Linked DNA regions of Mus musculus: region 1 is linked to region 2. Evidence: chromatin loops called from intact Hi-C (ENCODE). Cell type or tissue: heart. All regions are shown on one strand. Links, peaks and the distances in the headings refer to the core of each region. The heading gives the core; the rest is flanking DNA. Region 1 holds the start of Gm4278 (predicted gene 4278). Region 2 overlaps Htr2a (5-hydroxytryptamine (serotonin) receptor 2A).

Region 1 (2,913 bases), core at 273-2,772, 330 kb before region 2:
GTGAAGCCCAGCAGATAGCGTTGGATTCTCCCAGAGCTAGAGTTACAGAAGATTGTGGGCTGTCTTGTGTGGGAACCAAACTCCAGACCTTTACAAGAGCAGGACACACTCTTAGCATCAGTTTCCCTCTAGCTCCAAAGGAGCTGTTTTGATAGCAAAAAGCTGTTTTTCAGGTTCAGGTTCATGGTATCTGAAACTTTGGCCCATACAAGCAAGAGATCCTCGGAACTGGGAAGTATGCTGTGATAGCAAGCCCCTGAGGGCTGCAGGAGGCCAGTCACGAGAAGAACAAGAGAACTTCAGGGTAGGACCGTGGGCACAAGGTTAAGAACTCTAAAAATAGAGAAGACGCTGGAAGGCAGCAGAAACCATTTCCCTTCCCTGTTCCTGGGATCGTGGAGGAATCAAATAACACTTGTGGGTGTCAAGAGACAATGTCGTGTTGAAGGTAATTCTCAGCCATTTCCAGAACCACACTGATGACACAGGAAGGAAGGAGATCGGGAGAAACACCACAGAGAAAACACCCCACTCCTCTCATGACGAAAGTTGGTCTAATCTAACTGTCAGAGAGAAAGCAAGGACACCCTACCTTGAAGTCTGTGGGACAAGGACTCAGAGTACAAGCTGGGAGAAGAAGCTGGGAAATGGATCTGGCTTGGTTAGTGAAGGATTAACAGCTCCTAAGTCCCTACTGGAGGGAGTGCTCCCACCCTCTTTATGTAAATGGGGGTGCTCCCACCCTCTTTATGTAAATGGGAGTGTTCCCACCCTCTTTATGTAAATGGCTGTCCTCTCCAGGGAGAAACTGGGGAACCGGAAGTGCTGGCCTTGTCTTCTGGATACTCTGACCACCAAGTCAAGTCTGGCTCAGCCAACATCAAACAATAATTACCCCCTACCCCCCCCCACACACACACACCTGTCCCCTTCCCTGCCTATTTTATCTCTGGACACCACACAGAAGGGCTGATCCCAAACTTCTATTTTACCCAACAAGTCAAAGACTGGAAAATGTTGCATTGGGCTTAGAAGCTTCTTTGAGAGGCCGTTGGCTTTTCCAAGTCAGTTCCTCCAACCTTTTCTGAGGCCTTTTAGTGAGCACTGACGTCAAAATGGATGAGATTTTTTCCACCCCCATGGCCTCACCTCAGAGCCACTGAAAGCCCCGTGAAGGAACCTAGGAAACAATGAGTAGAGGGAAACACAGGGTGTTTGCCTCAGAATGGAAGCCTTTGTGTTCATCTGAGGCAGAGTCAGGGACTCCAAACTGCTGAGCTAGGGCTTCTCCTGCTTAGGAGGGGAAAGGCCTTCTCCTAACTCATTGTCCTACGGAAGCTCAGTGGGTCCAGTTTCCGGCTTGGGCCAACAAAGCCTCTTGGCTTTTCCTTCCTATGCACAACATTTCAGAAGTCACCAAGTTGCTGGATTTCCTCTGGTAACTGAAAAAAAGTCATTCGTGTTGAATGCAAGGAGCTGGTCTGACCCCCCAGTCCATGATTTCTTCCTGCAAATGTCAACGCCTGTTTCCTCCAGCTGATAAGGCACCCTGGCAGCACACTAACGTGTGCTCTCCAAAACACACACCGCGCAGCCAACCGGCAAGCCCTCACCTCCATCCATCCCAAGGGGAGAATCATGTTTTCTATTTTAATTAAAACAGTTTACGTTTGTTTATTTATTTAGTGGACACACACATACACACACACACACACACACACACACACACACACACACACACACACATACACACACGGGACATGTTCGAAGGCAACTTGTAAGAGTCCATTCTCTCCTTCCACCATGAGGGGTCCAGGGATCAAAATCTGATTGTTAGTCTCAGTGGGAGTTACCCAGCTGCTCCAAGAACAATGGTTTTGTTTTTGTTTTTTAAATTTTTTTCTATTATGGTAAGTATACAGGATATAAAGTTTGTCAATTGTTTTTATCATTTGAGTGTAATTTGGTGGCATTAAAAACACTGAGTCATATTTTAAAATAAATAGCTATTAGTGACCCTATAGTCTCACTGAATGTGTCCAAGAGAAACAACATAGAGAGAGCTATTAATATCATTTATTTACAGTTTTTTCCTTAAAGGAAAAGTATACTATTCTTACGAAAATATCACTCTGAGTATTGGGGAGGGAATTAACCTCTGGGCCAGGTGTGGACTTAGACAAGGAGATTAAGGGGCTGCCATAAGTTCCCAGTCTGTAGGAAAGTTCTGTTATGTGCAGCGTTGACCCTTCTGGCTGTCAAGCAGATGTCTCCAGCTGAAAGACTCAGTGACAGCAAGTGGCTTTTCTAAGCTTGAAGAAAAAAATATCATCCCACTCCCATGATCAGGACTGGTTAGGGGGAAAGTGTATTGCATCGTGTGAGTTTGGGTTCAAAATCCAAATCTGGGTCTCTAGAGCTCATTGCAAGCCTCTTAGAACCTCTTGGCCTCTGTTTTCTCATCTATCAAATGGGGATTAATAAAATGATTTACTAGCCCACAGTGGTAGCACATGCCTTTAATGACAGCACACAGGAGGCAGAGGCAGGCAGATCTCTGAGTTCCAGGCCGATCTGGTCTATGGAGCTAGTTCCAGGACAGTCAGGACTACATGGAGAGAGCCTGTCTCAGAAAATAAAATCAAAATAAAATAATCTACTTCAGAGTGCGATTATAGGATTTGGACGAGGTGAGAGGATTAGTTAGGGTAACACCAGCCATTAGACATTAACAAATTCCTGGGTCTCAACAGTGTCACCTGGCAGAATAGCAGTCCTTGCTGACGTCACAAGGACAGGAAGGCGGCTTTCCTCTAAGAGCAGCCAATGAGCTGAGTCACTTTCAAACATCAGCTCTGGCCTCTTAAGAGGAGACTCTAGCTTTTCACCGAATGGAGGCATGTTCCTGTAGGT
Region 2 (2,913 bases), core at 308-2,807:
CATGTGGAACGTGTCTCCCGGGAAGGGACAGACTCTAGTTTCAGATGCCACCCTGCCAGGTGGTCCAGCTTACCTACGGATATGGTCCACACCGCAATGATTTTCAGGAAGGCTTTGGTTCTGGAGTTGAAGCGGCTATGGTGAATGGGGTTCTGGATAGCCACGTAGCGGTCCAGGGAGATGGCGCAGAGGTGCATGATGGACGCCGTGGAGAAGAGCACATCCAGGTAAATCCAGACGGCACAGAGCTTGCTGGGCAAAGGCCACCGGTACCCTGTGGGGCAGAAGTTTAGCATCAGTGAATAGCTAGCTTCGTGCTTTCTGCAGCGTGTAATCTATACCCCAGGACTTACAACTTGGGGACAGGTAGAGGTGACAGGCAAGGGAACTACAAGAGACTTTCAATATTTAAACCAACAGCCAGTGTGCACTGTGATGGCACGGGCAGGGGAGTGCAGGGTTGAAGGTTTCTGACCTGTGGAATTGCATTAATGAAGGAGGAATTTGCTTTTTCCTCTGGAATGGAGTCTCTCTCACCCTCTACCTGGTCAAAGCCACTTTTATTTAGCAATGTGTCCAAAGTTATGTTCTGAGCCCTTCAATTGATGTTGCCGGTCACATACAGCCTTTATTTATCCACATAATTTTCTTTGGGGTTAGGGTCCCTATAGCTAGTCTAATCTTAGTCACTCTTAGACATGTCCAGTCTCACATAGACAGGCAATTAGTGGCTGTGTGACGAATCGTCTTCAAATCTCTTGAATGTCTTTTTTTATGGTGCACAGTCCCTTAATGTGTCTTATTAAATTTGGGGCATGTGAGAAACATTGAGGATGGTGAAGAATATCAAGGGTATCTGGACTTGGAGCTTTGTCTCAGGGCAGTGCTCAAACTACAGGTGACAGCTGGTTTTCGCAGGTGGCTCCTTAAAATGGAGACCCACCTCTGGCGATTCTGCTTCCGTAAGTCTGGAACAGGCTGGGAAATGTGCATTTTCCAAAAAAAAAAAAAAACAAAACAAAAAAAAAAAACTTAAGAAATCATACTGCTGAGGCTGGTATTGGCACTCAGGGAACAACCCCTGCTTAGGGCAAAGGTGACACTCGCCCCCCTCCGATGTCTCACAATCAAACAGTATAGCTTTGGGCCCATTTAAATCATTCTCTCTGGAGGGTGGCTAGAGATGAAGCCCCAATGTCAAAGGATTTTAAAACTCCCCAGAGTCCAAGGCAGGAAGCTTGGCAGGTTCTCTGCTGCCTGAGATGCCTTGGTGACATAAATGAAGTGCCCTGCTCCTTTCTGAGTGTTTTGGAGAGGACCAGACACTTGGATAGACTGTTGGTTTGTTCTGCTAATGTAAGGAGCAACAATATTACATCTGCCTGCGAATAGGAAGGAAGATTAGAGATCAGTACTTTCTTTAGGATAGTTTAGAGCTCAGGCTAAGCAGACCCTCCTTTTGCACAAGTCTTATTTCTACCTTGCTGCCTCCAGGGGTATTCAGAAAAGGAAAGGATGCTGGACCTAAATCTAATCCCAAATCTTCTAGCTTTAGTCTCAGGAAAGAAACTTCTCCCCTTAAAGTTTCTTACCAAAGGGTAAGAAGAGAATATTTGTGCAAGACAGGTTTGTGAATTGTGTGCTAGGGCCAGCCTGGCTAAGTGTCAACTAGACTCTAGGCTGCATCCCCAGAAGTCGTCACTAGGGGGCAGCCTTGTACCCCGAGCTGAGTCCAGGGACCTGCTGCACTTCCTACGTGGCCAGGATTACCCCTGCTGCCCAGCAGGTCCCTCTGCCTTCCTGCTGTGGTTTGGGTTCTTGCAGAGTCACCCTGCTCACCCCATAGTAGGGTTTGCCTCTGAGGGCTGGCCAGGGTTTTAGGAAGTGAGAGCATCTCTCCCGTGGCTGAGAAATGATAAGCAAATTTAATGGAATTATTTGGGTGTGTCATTTGAATGGTCAAGCCGGGGCAAATGGATGCTTGCTACTCCTGGCTTGCTTCCTTCTTCCTTGAAGCTTTTCGGGGCTGGATGGACATGTTCATATTGTAGCCTCTAGGACTTGGCCAGAAAATTCCCCTGTAAAGGTGAATTTTAGGGAAAACTGCCTGTAGTTCGGGTGACTGCCAAGGGCATGTGCCAGTAGTGCGAATATTCTTTCATTTGCTCATTGTTAGGAGGGATCCGGCTGTATTAGTCACACTTTGAAAGAGTCTCACATTCTGCCCCTCCATGAAAGCCATCCCAGTGTTTGCTGACTTCCTGGGAAGTTTGACACTGTCAAACCGTAGCAAGGAAAGCAAGACTGAGAGCTTTCAGTTTGTTTTCCACCCTCCAAAACCAGACAGGAGTTTATGTGTGTGCATTTTTTAAAGAATAACTCAAAGGTTTTCTTAGATATTGTCTTCTCTGGGCTTGGGGGGGGGGAGGGGGCAATTAAAACCAGAGTAATTCATTTATTCTAATGGAGACTCTGAATATTTTAACATTAAACCCACTCCTCCAGCACTAATGCTCTCTCTGCAAATGTTCCAAGGTAATTGGGAAGGTTTTACCACTCCATTAGAAGTGCTGAGAACCCGGTGAGAAACAGAAAACTGTTCTGTCCCGAGGCTGGCAAATAAAAGCAGGAAAAAAATCGCATGGGCACAGAATGACAGCTAAATTATGCTCACAGAGTATTGGAATACAGGTAATAATTTCTCTACAAAGATGTATCCATTCTAAGACACACAACTCACCAATGACCAGGTACTAGGCTGTCTGACTTTTTTTTTTCTCTCAAGAAAAATAAAATTTTAAGACTAAAACAAAGTTTCCTGTCTATTTCTCTCCTGGAGCCCCAGTCCCTCCACTAACAGCATGCACAAGCTCTTTGGGACTATGGTGAGGACAGCTGACATGCTAACACCAC

The links. Peaks named below come from ENCODE experiments on the same cell type or tissue, not always from the same donor. Only the 100,000 strongest peaks of a DNase experiment are listed, where the experiment ranks them.
Region 1: a loop joins it to region 2, with 2.7 times the contacts of the local background. A loop is called at or near these places in 2 of 42 quality-filtered maps.

What each region holds. Positions count from the first base shown.
Region 1 is chr14:74,972,828-74,975,740 of GRCm38, reverse strand. Gm4278 (predicted gene 4278) reads right to left here and starts at 655. Exons shown (of 3, transcript NR_046078.1): 1 at 593-655. In heart, for the core only: no CTCF peak of the experiment used is centred there; a DNase peak (open chromatin) is centred at 1,430; H3K27ac peaks cover 992 bases.
Region 2 is chr14:74,642,349-74,645,261 of GRCm38, reverse strand. Htr2a (5-hydroxytryptamine (serotonin) receptor 2A) reads right to left here. Exons shown (of 3, transcript NM_172812.3): 2 at 74-274. Among named protein-coding and RNA genes, the nearest start is that of Htr2a, 2.9 kb to the right of the region's middle. In heart, for the core only: a CTCF peak has its summit at 1,698 (motif pointing right); a DNase peak (open chromatin) is centred at 1,731; H3K4me3 peaks cover 417 bases; H3K27me3 peaks cover 102 bases.